Regions from separate parts of the Homo sapiens genome. Here region 2 is linked to region 1. The links are chromatin loops, found by intact Hi-C in ENCODE. Cell type or tissue: Caco-2. All regions are shown on one strand. Each heading gives the region's core, and the rest is flanking DNA. Links, peaks and the distances in the headings are about the cores only. Region 1 overlaps FRMPD2 (FERM and PDZ domain containing 2). Region 2 has its middle 16 kb from the start of FRMPD2.

The links. Hi-C counts contacts between places; a loop is a spot of excess contacts. Peaks named below come from ENCODE experiments on the same cell type or tissue, not always from the same donor. Only the 100,000 strongest peaks of a DNase experiment are listed, where the experiment ranks them.
Region 2: a loop joins it to region 1, with 4 times the contacts of the local background. A loop is called at or near these places in 1 of 110 quality-filtered maps.

The regions. Positions count from the first base shown.
Region 1 is chr10:48,192,558-48,197,937 of GRCh38, reverse strand. It overlaps FRMPD2 (FERM and PDZ domain containing 2), which reads left to right. Exons shown (of 29, transcript NM_001018071.4): 16 at 5,044-5,254. Among named protein-coding and RNA genes, the nearest start is that of FRMPD2, 79 kb to the left of the region's middle. In Caco-2, for the core only: no CTCF peak of the experiment used is centred there; a DNase peak (open chromatin) is centred at 2,907.
Region 2 is chr10:48,287,614-48,292,993 of GRCh38, reverse strand. It overlaps the pseudogene RPS6P14. Among named protein-coding and RNA genes, the nearest start is that of FRMPD2, 16 kb to the right of the region's middle. RefSeq lists an enhancer at 4,699-5,199. In Caco-2, for the core only: CTCF peaks have their summits at 2,937 and 3,138 (motif pointing right); a DNase peak (open chromatin) is centred at 3,153.

The DNA.
Region 1 (5,380 bases), core at 241-5,240:
CAGGTACCAGCATTATGGGGAGGAGCAAACTGAGGCTTGGAAAAGTTAAGTAATGTGCTGGCTGCTTGGTGGTGGGCCTAGCCAAGGTTTGAACCTGTGGCTGTTGGGGCCCAGTGCCTGTACTATGGCCTTTCATAACCAGCCAGAGCATGGAATTCAGTGCTAGAGAGACTTGGTTCTGCGCACTGGCTTTACCACAGCTGCTGTCAATGTCTAGGCATTAGTTCTTCTTTGGCCATAAAAGGGAGCAATATAATATAGTGGTTTACACCCTTCATGTTCAGAGCGTGGTTCCTGGAGCTGCAGCATGCATGTCATCTGGGAGCTTGCAAAGGATGCAGAATCTCAGTCCCCACTCCAGACCATCTGAATCTGAATCTGCCTTTTAAAAAGAACCCAAGTGATTTAAATGTACATATAAGCTTCAGAAACACTAACTTGGAATGTGGCCTGTGGAGTCCAGTAGACTCAGGGGAGTGCCACTTTCTAGCTGTGTGACTTTGGGCAGCTCACTTCCCCTTTCAGAGCTGGAGTGTCCTCATTGGAGCACACAGACCGTACTGTAGGTTTGTATTGTGCTCGAGTGGGAAGGTGTGTGCGTGTAACATTTCTAGCTCAGTGTCTGGTGTTCTGTGCTCAGTGTGAGAGTAGTAATGGTGGCTCCTGCTCACGGGGGTTTTGTTCAGTGCCAGCCAATTCATATGGGAGCTGTGTCATTGGGTCCTGGGGCTGGCCCAGGAGTTGGGGTCAACTGGGAAACAAAATTGCTGAACTTTCAGATGCAGAACCAAATGCAGAAAATAATGGTAGCTTATTTTATTATTTGCAGCAGAACCAGATGAACATATAAACATTTCATTGAAACCACAGGCTGGTGGTTCCAGGATATTTCCAGGGAGCTGGAGATGACAAATGTAAATTAATTATACCTGACTTACCTGCTATTGCTGAGAACAGTGTGTGAAACACCATTGATATTGCTTTTATTGCCTGATTTCAGTGACTGTAAAATATTTATAAATATTTCATGAGCTCACTTGTAAAATTAGTCCTTTCAGGCCTATTTGGCTTGTAATAGGCTGTTTTCTCAAACTGCACATTCTACTGTCTTAGGAGTTTTTAGGAATCTAACATTTATTTGCATTGAAAGGATGAGTTTAGACAAAGTTCCCTTGCTTTTTAAAATATTTCTTCATTTTAGAAACTCTCTCTGCAGATTCATGTAACCCTTTTCAGCGATTACATGCAGCCGAGAACTGACCGCCTCCAGCTGATGGTCCCACACACCCCTCAAGCTCAGGGCATCCGTAATTGATCTCTTCCTCTCACACACCTCTCTTTGCCATGATATGTCTTGTACAAAGGTGGTCACCCAGCCTCCCTGCAGGAAACTGGGAGTGTCTGGGCCTGCACCCTCTCTTCCCACCCCACTTGTCACCAAAAACAGACAGAGAGAGATGTCAAAGCTGGGGGAACCCAACACATCTCATATCCTTGAAATGGAGGCACGTCACATAATGGACTTGCTGCTGGTACTCTTGTCCTGGATAATTGTCCTTCTCAGCCTTCAGAGTGACCTTTCAAAAGGACCAATCCTGTCATTTTCTTCCATGCTGAAAACTTGTTAATGGCTCTCTGTTGTCTGCAAGGACAAGCTCAAACTTCTTCTAGAATGGCATGCCAGACACTTCCCACTCAGTCCCCAGTCCTGCCATATTCTTTGCCCTGACTCCTCCTCTCTGGTCTCTGGCTGTTTTTCATGCCAGCTTGCAGGCTGTTCAGCACACCAGGATGGCTCAGCTTCCAGGGCTTTTGTGCCCAGCATACCCTCTGCCTGCAGCACGTTCCTAACTCCTTCCTGGCTCAGACCACCAAGATAAGTCCGATCCTCTGTAAATAAGCTTAAGGGTAACCTCATCCTTGAAGGCTTTCCTGATTGACTGCCCCCAGGTGGCTCTTCCTAGGTGGATGGACCACTCCCTCTGCTGTGCAGACCTCTGTCTTCTCACCTGTATTATTCTGCCACTTTTATTTGTGGATATGCCTGCCTGCAGTCAGCAGTGGACTGGGAGTTCCACAAGAGCAGCTCCAGCACAGAACAGAGGTGTGGTGTGTCAAATGGGAAGTGGTTAATACATGTTTTTTGATGAACGAATGGATGATTTGTGTGGAATTACAATAATTTACTGAACCCTTCCCATTTTTGATATTTAGTTTACTTTTTGTTTTTAAGTATTACAAATAATATGATAAATATCACTGGAAGAAATATTTTTCTATATTTTATATCATTTCTTTTAGCTAGATCTCAGAAGTGTAATTGTTGGGTACCAGTGCTGGGCATTTTTCTAAGACTACTGCTGTTTTCCCAAGTGCCAATCTCAAGCCCAGTATTGTCTTGCCTGTTTTGTTGCATCCTTGTTGGAATAAATATCATCGTGTTTATCTTTGTTCATTTGAAGGTAAAAGTGATTTCTCGCTGTGGCTTTATTTTGCAGTCCTTTGATTCTTGAGCAGTTGAGCACTTTCCAAGTGCTTCTTAGTCATTCTTCTGTGAATTATCTCAATAAGCATATTACTTTATAGTTATATTTGGTTCTGTAGGGGGAAAAGATAGATCACTGAGCTTTTACAAATGCATAATTTCAGGACTAAATAGGCAGGATCTGTCAGCCCTGTGGAGTGGGGCCCATGGGCCTTTGCTCAGCTGTTTCTCATGGGTGGTCTGGGGGCTACAGGGTTGGTCTCAGCCCTTCCACAAGAAGGCTGCAAGACTGCAGATTTGCAGTGAGCTGCCCAGAATCTTGTCCTGGGTGTCTTTTCCTTGTGGCCCTTGGCTCAGAGTATATCCTGTGTCCTTATGACACTGTAAGTGACTTGGACTTTGCCCTTGACATCCAGATGGATTCAGCCTTATTTCCCTAGTGCCACAATTATGCTATGAGTCACCCACAGCAGGGAATAGAAACTGTCCACTGTCCTCAGCTTGCTAGTGGCTTTGGGACATTCGTGGCAATGCTTCCTTCCATTCTTGAAAGGCTGTCTACTTTTGGCTCTACCACCTTCCAACAAATCCCCCCTCCACTGTTTGTCCACCCAGTCAGCCCCATGAAGCTGAGGCGTGGCGATGACACTGGCACTCACCAGCAGCCCCACCAGCCCACAGCTGTAGGCTGAGTCCCTGATGCTGAGTGCTTGACACCCAGGGTCTCATTTCCTGACCTCACTAAGCAGCCCCTCTCCTGCTAACTGAGCTTCCTCCTCAGGCTCCAGGCACTCTCCAGCATCTCACAGGCCCTTGAGCTCTCTCTCCTCTGCTAACTTTTGTGAGTCCCCTGCCTCTAAGGGATGGCTCCTTCCTGTAATCACAGTCTCTGTACAGTCTTGCTTCAAACTCGCTAAACCTTTCTGAGCTGCGACCTTGCCTCCACTGTCTCTGCCTAGAATATCCGCCTGTGGGTATTAATATCCATCATGATTAAGTCTAAGGTCACTCTCCCTTTGGGCCCCGGTAAACAGAAGGCTGGGTGTGTCTCAGATAAATCTCCCCTGCTGCTGTCATTGTCTTTGTGTCCTCAGCATCCCCATTTTCCAGCGTGGACTGTGGAGTCTGCAGATTTGAGTGTGAGTCTGCCCTACCACTTACTGGCTTTGGGACCATGAGCAAATAATTAACACACTCTTAGCCCCAAGTTCCATGATCTTTAAATTGGGTATAATAATATCTACCCCATAGGGTTATTGTGAGGATTAAATGAGACAATGCAGATAATGTGCTTCCCACCACGCCTGGCACATAGTAAGCATTCAGCAAATATTAGTAGTTGATGTTGACATTACTGCTGTTGTTGCTGTTTCTGAGCAAGCCCAAGCTCTGTATGGAGTAAGATACTATGCAATTTGTGCAAAAGCTGCAGGTCACATTTAATTTACTTATATTCCTTCATTGCTTTTTGCCTACTGTATGTGAGTGATGGTACCATAGTGCCTCATGCATGCAGAAAATTCTCAAAAAGTTTTTTTTTAAAAGGCTGGCTTTTTCAGTAAGCACAGCCCTGGCAGGGAACCAGACACCATTGTAGAGAAGAGAGGGGGGTCTGTTTGAAGAAATATATGCCCATGGATATCCTTGAAATGGAGGCACTTCACCAGGCTCTAGAAGTGCATGTGCACACACACACACACATACACACACAGAGAAACCAGGAGCCACACCACTACCATGTGTCTGACCGTTCTTTCCTTCTTGGTTTTAGCAAGGCGCAGATGGTCAGAATGTAGTCATCATTTTCCTGTCTTAAAATACTAACTTGGCTTTATGTAAAGCCTCATTAACTTAAAAGCTCTATTTTTCAAATCCCATTTTTTTTATGATCAATGTGAATAGTGAAGTGGGGAGTTAATCACATCCATGGTCTTAAGTTCAAGACTTCATCAAAGTTATTTATTAAACATTTCTGCATGGAAGGAGAAAGGCAAGTGTCAAAGCTGGGGGGAACCCAACACATCTCATATTATATTTCAGGAAATAGGACCTTGTATTAAATATGATTACCAGGGCAAACTACGCTGTGTAGAGATTAAAGGTTATACTCCACAGAGCAGAGCCTAATCTTGGGATCCCAGGAGATTTGGAGGCACATTTGCTACAAGAATGTTTGGGAGGACAGATCTGTAAAAGCAGAAAGCAGAAGGGGATGGGGCAGCTGATTTCGCAGGAGGCTCGGCCGGAGCCCGACACACCCGCAAATACTCTAGGGTTAGCACCCATTTAAACAGGCTCTTTGGCTCTGCGTCCTGTCAGCTGCAAGGGGAGAGAGAGCATCTCGTCTCTTCCTTCTTCTGTTTCTGAGGTTTCTTTCATTAGCAAGTGCTAATTAGGAGACCTTGCATTCCCAGGGATAATCACAGGAGACAAAATAGCAGCAGAAAAAGAAAGGAGGAGGAGAGCGGGGGCCCAGTGATATGTTACAACCACCAGAGCAATGGATCCAGCATCATTCTTGTGTGTGTGTATGTCTATGTTTTTCTCCCCAAATTCAGACCATGATAAGTTTGTGCAAATGGCCAATTTGAGTCCTGCACACCAGGCCCGGTCTAAGCCTCTCATTTGGATTCAGAGATTGTCATGCTCAGAAAACGAGTTGTTTGTATCCAGGCTTCAGGGTGCTGCAGGAGGCCTGCTGAGTACATCAATGGATAACTTCAACGTGGACGGCAGCAAGGAGGCTGGAGCAGAAGGCATCGGGCGCAGGTGGGTGTGACACATTTGTTCTCTGGGCCCAAACCACCATGTGCTTGATGGTTTGCAGTGATCTGTACTGAAGATTTATTTTATTTTTTTTTTGAGACTGAGTTTTGCTCTTGTTGCCCAGGCTGG
Region 2 (5,380 bases), core at 174-5,173, 95 kb before region 1:
TCTTACTTTCTTTATTTCTTTTTTTTTTTTAAATCACTAACTTGAGAACATGCAGATTGGCATCCACAATGCAACCCCAAACAGATTTGTGCTTTCTTTATCTAGTTATTGGTCTATTACAGAAATGCTCTTTCTCAACAGCAGGCAGACGTGACCATGGATAGGGACACCTGTTTTACGGGAAACCTTGTTTGTTGTCTCCACCACTGATTCAGACCACATAACACTTCCACTATTCATTGAGAGTATCAGCATCCACATCTGTAGCCACATGCTTCTCAAAAAAGTTACCAAGAAATATTTAAATAAAAATGTTATCGCCTTAACATGCTTTAAATTCAAAAGGATAAAATTACTAAACTTGCTTGAAAGATATTAAAGAAGACCCTAAATACAGGGAGAGATGTACCATGTTCATGAATTGGAAGAGTTGGTATTGCAAAACTGTCAATTCTCCCAAAATGTATGTAAACATTTAAAGCAATCGTGATCAAATTCCCAAGGAGGACTAGATCTTCACACTCTACCTCAGTCTTACCTACTTTCCATTCTTCTTTTGCCTTCTCTCCAATGTGCTTTCCAAATGAGGGGTCTTAAATAATTTTAAAAGGCTGCATCTCTCACCAGCAGGATTCATCTCTTCATTATCTCTCACATCTGTTTCCTTGTTGCCTTCCCCATGGTCACTACGACTACTTCTTGTCCTTGGCCCAGATGAACTGATTTTTGGCACCTGGGAGGTTCTCTGAGTGATGGAGCCATTGCTTTTGGCTTAGAAATGTTTGTCTTTCCCAACCTGGGCAACAAAGTGAGGCCCTATCTCTACATGAAATAAAAATAAAAATTAGCTTGTCATGGTGGTGCATGCCTGTAGTCCCAGCTACTTGGGAGCTGAGGTGGGAGGATTGCTTGAGCCTGAGAGCTTGAGGCTGCAGTGAACCATGATTGTGCCACTGTGCTCCGGCCTGGGAGACAGAGTAAGAACCTTCTTTAAAAAAAAAGAAAGAAAGAAAGAAAGAAAGAAATGTTTGTCTTTAAGGTTAGAAGGAAAGAAAGGATCCAAGCAGCACACACTTGTGGGAAATGGGGCAGAAGTAAGACAAAGACAAGAGGTGAGGGGGGAAAGAAACATACAGATGCATTTGGTGTTGAAGTCCTTCTGCTCCTCCACCCTGGAGTAGTAACTTACATTCACTGATTTCCAGGAAGGATGAGGAGCCAACTGAGGTAGAATAAACAAAAAACCCCACCACTATGTGGGAGACTGCTTGCAAAGATGGCTGCAAAATGTCACTCTATCCCTGTGTGAGCTTCCTCTGAAATGTAACTTTGCTGTCAACCCATCAAGAGGTGGACTTTATTTCCTTTGAATCTGGGCTGTTCATGGGACTTGCCTTAGCCAGTTAGAAAGCAGAAGTAGCACCGTGTGACTTCTGACTCTAGGCCCCCCAGAGGCCTTACAGCTCCCACCTCTGTCCTCTAGGAAAGCTGCAGTCACCATATGGAAGATGAGAGACACAAGGAGATAAAAAGACTTGACTGACAGTTGACACCAACTCTCAGACATGTAAGGGAGGCCACCTGGACCCTCAGGCCCTCATCAAACCATCAGACGATTCCTGGAACCACATGAGTCACCCGAGAGAAACCACCCAGCTAAGCTGACCCACAGGGTCATGAACAAATAAAGTGGTTGTTGTGTTAAGCCAACTAACTTTATAGCCATTTGTTTCCTGGTAATAGATAGATAACTGATACAAAGTCTATCCTCAATTGGCATTCACTGGGGCCAGGAAAAAAAGGAACAGACAGAGCGAGTTAGCAGGGTTCTGGATCAGGTGCCTGATGGGATGCTGGCTCTGAAGATGTCATGCAGCTAGCACTTCAAACCCACTTCAAGGAAGGAAAGCAATTGTGTGGGGATGGAGAACCTCTATTGCTCTGTGACACAATGGGTCCCAGTGAGGCTTGGCAGTGCTCTCCTGACTGGGCACAGCAGAGTGAAGGAGGGACTCCTTTCCAGCCTGAGGTAGTGCTTATAATCCTGAGAGGGCCAGAGCATCAGTGTCCAGAACCTCTCAGCAAAGGGCACAGTGTACAGGGATGGGAGGAATTTGTGTGGCCACCTTTTGCCATAAAGCTGTCACCATGTCCCCATTCAGGTGGCCCTTTAGAGGCAGGCAGATGTGACATGTGCAGTGTGTATGGCCCTCCAGCTATGGGAGTCATGATTGGGACTGATTTGCGGCTATGTGTGGACTTTATTTGGTGGTTCCAGAAATGTGTGGGAAACATCAGCTTTCATGGACCCAAGCAAGACGGGGCTTGTGTGTGAATGGACTTTGCACTCCTGACACTGAATCCAGTGGCAGGGGGTGGGCAGGAGGAGACAGAGGATGCTCGGGTGGCAGGTACTAACTGGCCATGTATGAGACCACACATCCGGAACTTCATGCCGTCCTCATATCGACGTTATGAGATAGGCATTATTATGACTCCAGTTCAGATGAGGAAACTGGTTTAGACAGGCTGTGTAATGTGCCCAAGGCCACCCAGCTCATTCGTCTGGAGGTGAAACTCCAATCTGGCTCGAACCACTATTACATACTGTCTTCCGAGGAGTGGGTTGTTTTCCTTTTTCATTTCTAAGAATGTTTGCCTCAATTAGGCAGTGTTGTTCACTGTAGTAGTCTGTCCTCACACTGCTGTAAAGAAATACCTGAGACTGGGTAGTTTATAAAGAAAAGAGGTTTAATTGGCTCACACAGGCTGTACAGGAAGCATGGCTGGGGAGGCCTCAGGAAACTTACAATCATGGCAGAAGGTGAAGGGGAAGCAGGCATGTCTTACATAACAGGGACAGGAGGAAAAGGGCAAAGGGGGAGGTGCTGCACATTTTTAAACAACTAGATCTCGTGAGAGCTCACTCACTATCATGCAAACAGCAAGGGAGAAATCTGCCCGGTGATCCAGTCACCTCCCACCAGGCCCCCTCCTCCAGCATTGGGGATTACAACTGGACATGAGATTTGGGCGGGGACACAAATCCAAACCATATCACTCACCAAGTAGTCCTCAAGGTCACTCTGACAGAAGGACTGCGGCTGAATTTCACATTTTAGGAGGTTGGGTGGAGTTCCAGTGGTGACCACGAGGTGGTGTGGTCACCAGAAGATGCAGCGGCGTCATGTCTGCATTGTGGGATAGGGGACTGCCTTGTCCCTGTTCTCGGAAGGCCTTTCTTCTCTGCAACTTGACAAAGGCAAAGAAAAGCATCCCAGACAATGCATACCACCCCATCTCTCATTATGGCCTGCTCCCCATGTTTGGCAGAGTCCTTTAACCCAGGGGAAGAAATCATATTGACAGAGAGGTCATGACCCAAGAGAATACAAAGGATTTCTAGACTTCTGCAAAGAAATGCTTTATTGGATAAGAATTTTTTTCTTTACAGGAAGTGGCCCATTGAAGTACAGACAGAGGGGCGGTGTTCAGACCATTCCAGTGCGGAGCTGCTGAAACATGGGCCTCCTTGGCCGTTCTTCCTCCCATACTCTGTAGAGTGTACCTGACACACAGCTGATTTCAGTAAATGTTTGGATAAGTGATAACATAGACTATAATGAAAACATCAATAGTGATAACAATGAACTCATATTGAACATGTAAAATATGCCATGGATGGCCATGTATTTGTTCATTTAATTCTCACAATCATTCCATGTTAACAAACAGGTTAAGTCACTTGCCCAGGGTCCCGTGAGTAGTGGGAGAGATGAATGACTGATTGAACGATGGGGATAAATGGCATTGTTGTTGTGTGCTTTCAGGTCCAGCCTCAGTTTGTGTAACAGAAGAGTTAGGGAGAAGGGAGGCCACCGCAGGAGCCGAGAGACATGGGGAGGCAGAGTTTCTCTGACAGGTGGGCAGGCGGAGGGTGGGAAGGAGCAAGGAGGGTGGGCAGGGTGGCTATGCGTGTGGCACTGCAGCAGGGCGAGGGGGCAGGGCACCGTGTTCTCACCTCATGACCCAACAGGAGCCCAGGCAGCACCGAGTGCATGTGAGACAAACCCATTGTGGGCCATTTATGGATTAAAGCCATCTTGTTGGTTAGGGCAAATACTTGAGTGAGAAATCACGGGAAGATCGCCAGCCTCAGCTGCTTTGCAACTGGACACATCCAGAGGCTCTCCTGCCCCCTGTGATGTGGAAGGAGCCAGGACAAAGGATGTGCCCTCCTTAAGGCCCCTTCTTCAATGGTAGATAAATCACCCAAGAATGGGCCCCTTTCCCAAACTTTGCACTTCCTTTTTCAGCTGGGTGCCGGAGAGATCATTCGTTTCTTCCTAGAACTTTGTCAGCAACTGGAATGTGTTGCCACGAGAAGAAAGGCCGTAGGTGCTCAGTGTCTACAAGCTTTGCCTTGGGCGACCTTGCCCTGTGTCTGACTCCTCCTGCTCTTCTTCCTGCAGGCTCCATGTGTGCCTCTGTCTCCACGGCCTGTCTCAGTGGATCAGTGATTCTGGCCCCAACTCACTGCTGCTTTTTCTCTGAGCGCCAGATTTGTCTCTTCCTCCACCTGGGCCAGAGCTGTTCATAAGCTCATTGTACCTGCAAAGGCAGCCACCTGAGCCAACGTGGCAGGGGCAGGTGTCTGTACCCACAGCGTCTGAGCCGGAGGTGGGCAGTCCTCCTCCCACCAGGAGAACCTCCCTCAGCCTCCTCCTTGTGGCTTCCAGGCCTGGCCCACGGACCTGGCCGTGGGAATCTTAGTAAAGTGTGTGCTTTCCTTTTCAGTTGCAGTTCTTAGAAAAACAGTGCCCAGATGTTATCTAAGCAGGTAGTAGAAATACCAACCAAGGTCAAGTCATCTCAAACCACACACGTTTGTCAGCTGCCCTTGTACTTGACAGGCGAGCTCTGCAGAAGTTGAACTGTAGCCCTACAGCCCTGGGGCTGTTAAGTAAAGCCCAGGTCCCAGGTCCCGCCCCTGCTGTTTCTGGCTGGTCTGCCAGTCTCAGTTGGCTCTGTCTTCTTCCCCAGCTCCCTGGACTCCCTGTCCTTTCTGGTCACATACGATCCAGTTCAGCCCAGGCCTGTCCTGCCAAGCACTGTCTGGCTGGGGTCCAGCCCCTTCACTGGTGTTTAGCAGGATCCTCCTTCCTTTGTACACAAAGCCTCCTTTCTGCTCAGCCTTTTTCAATAACTACCCAGGCACCATCTGCCCCAGATTTGAAACCTGGGAGCGGGTCTGCTCAGACTTAACTCTTGAAAAATCCTTGCCCTCCCCCACCAACAGAACAGATACAAGGCACTGAGCCAGCCTCTGGCATTTGTACCTCCCTCATTCCAGGTCCCAGTCACCCCTGTCCCCACCTCC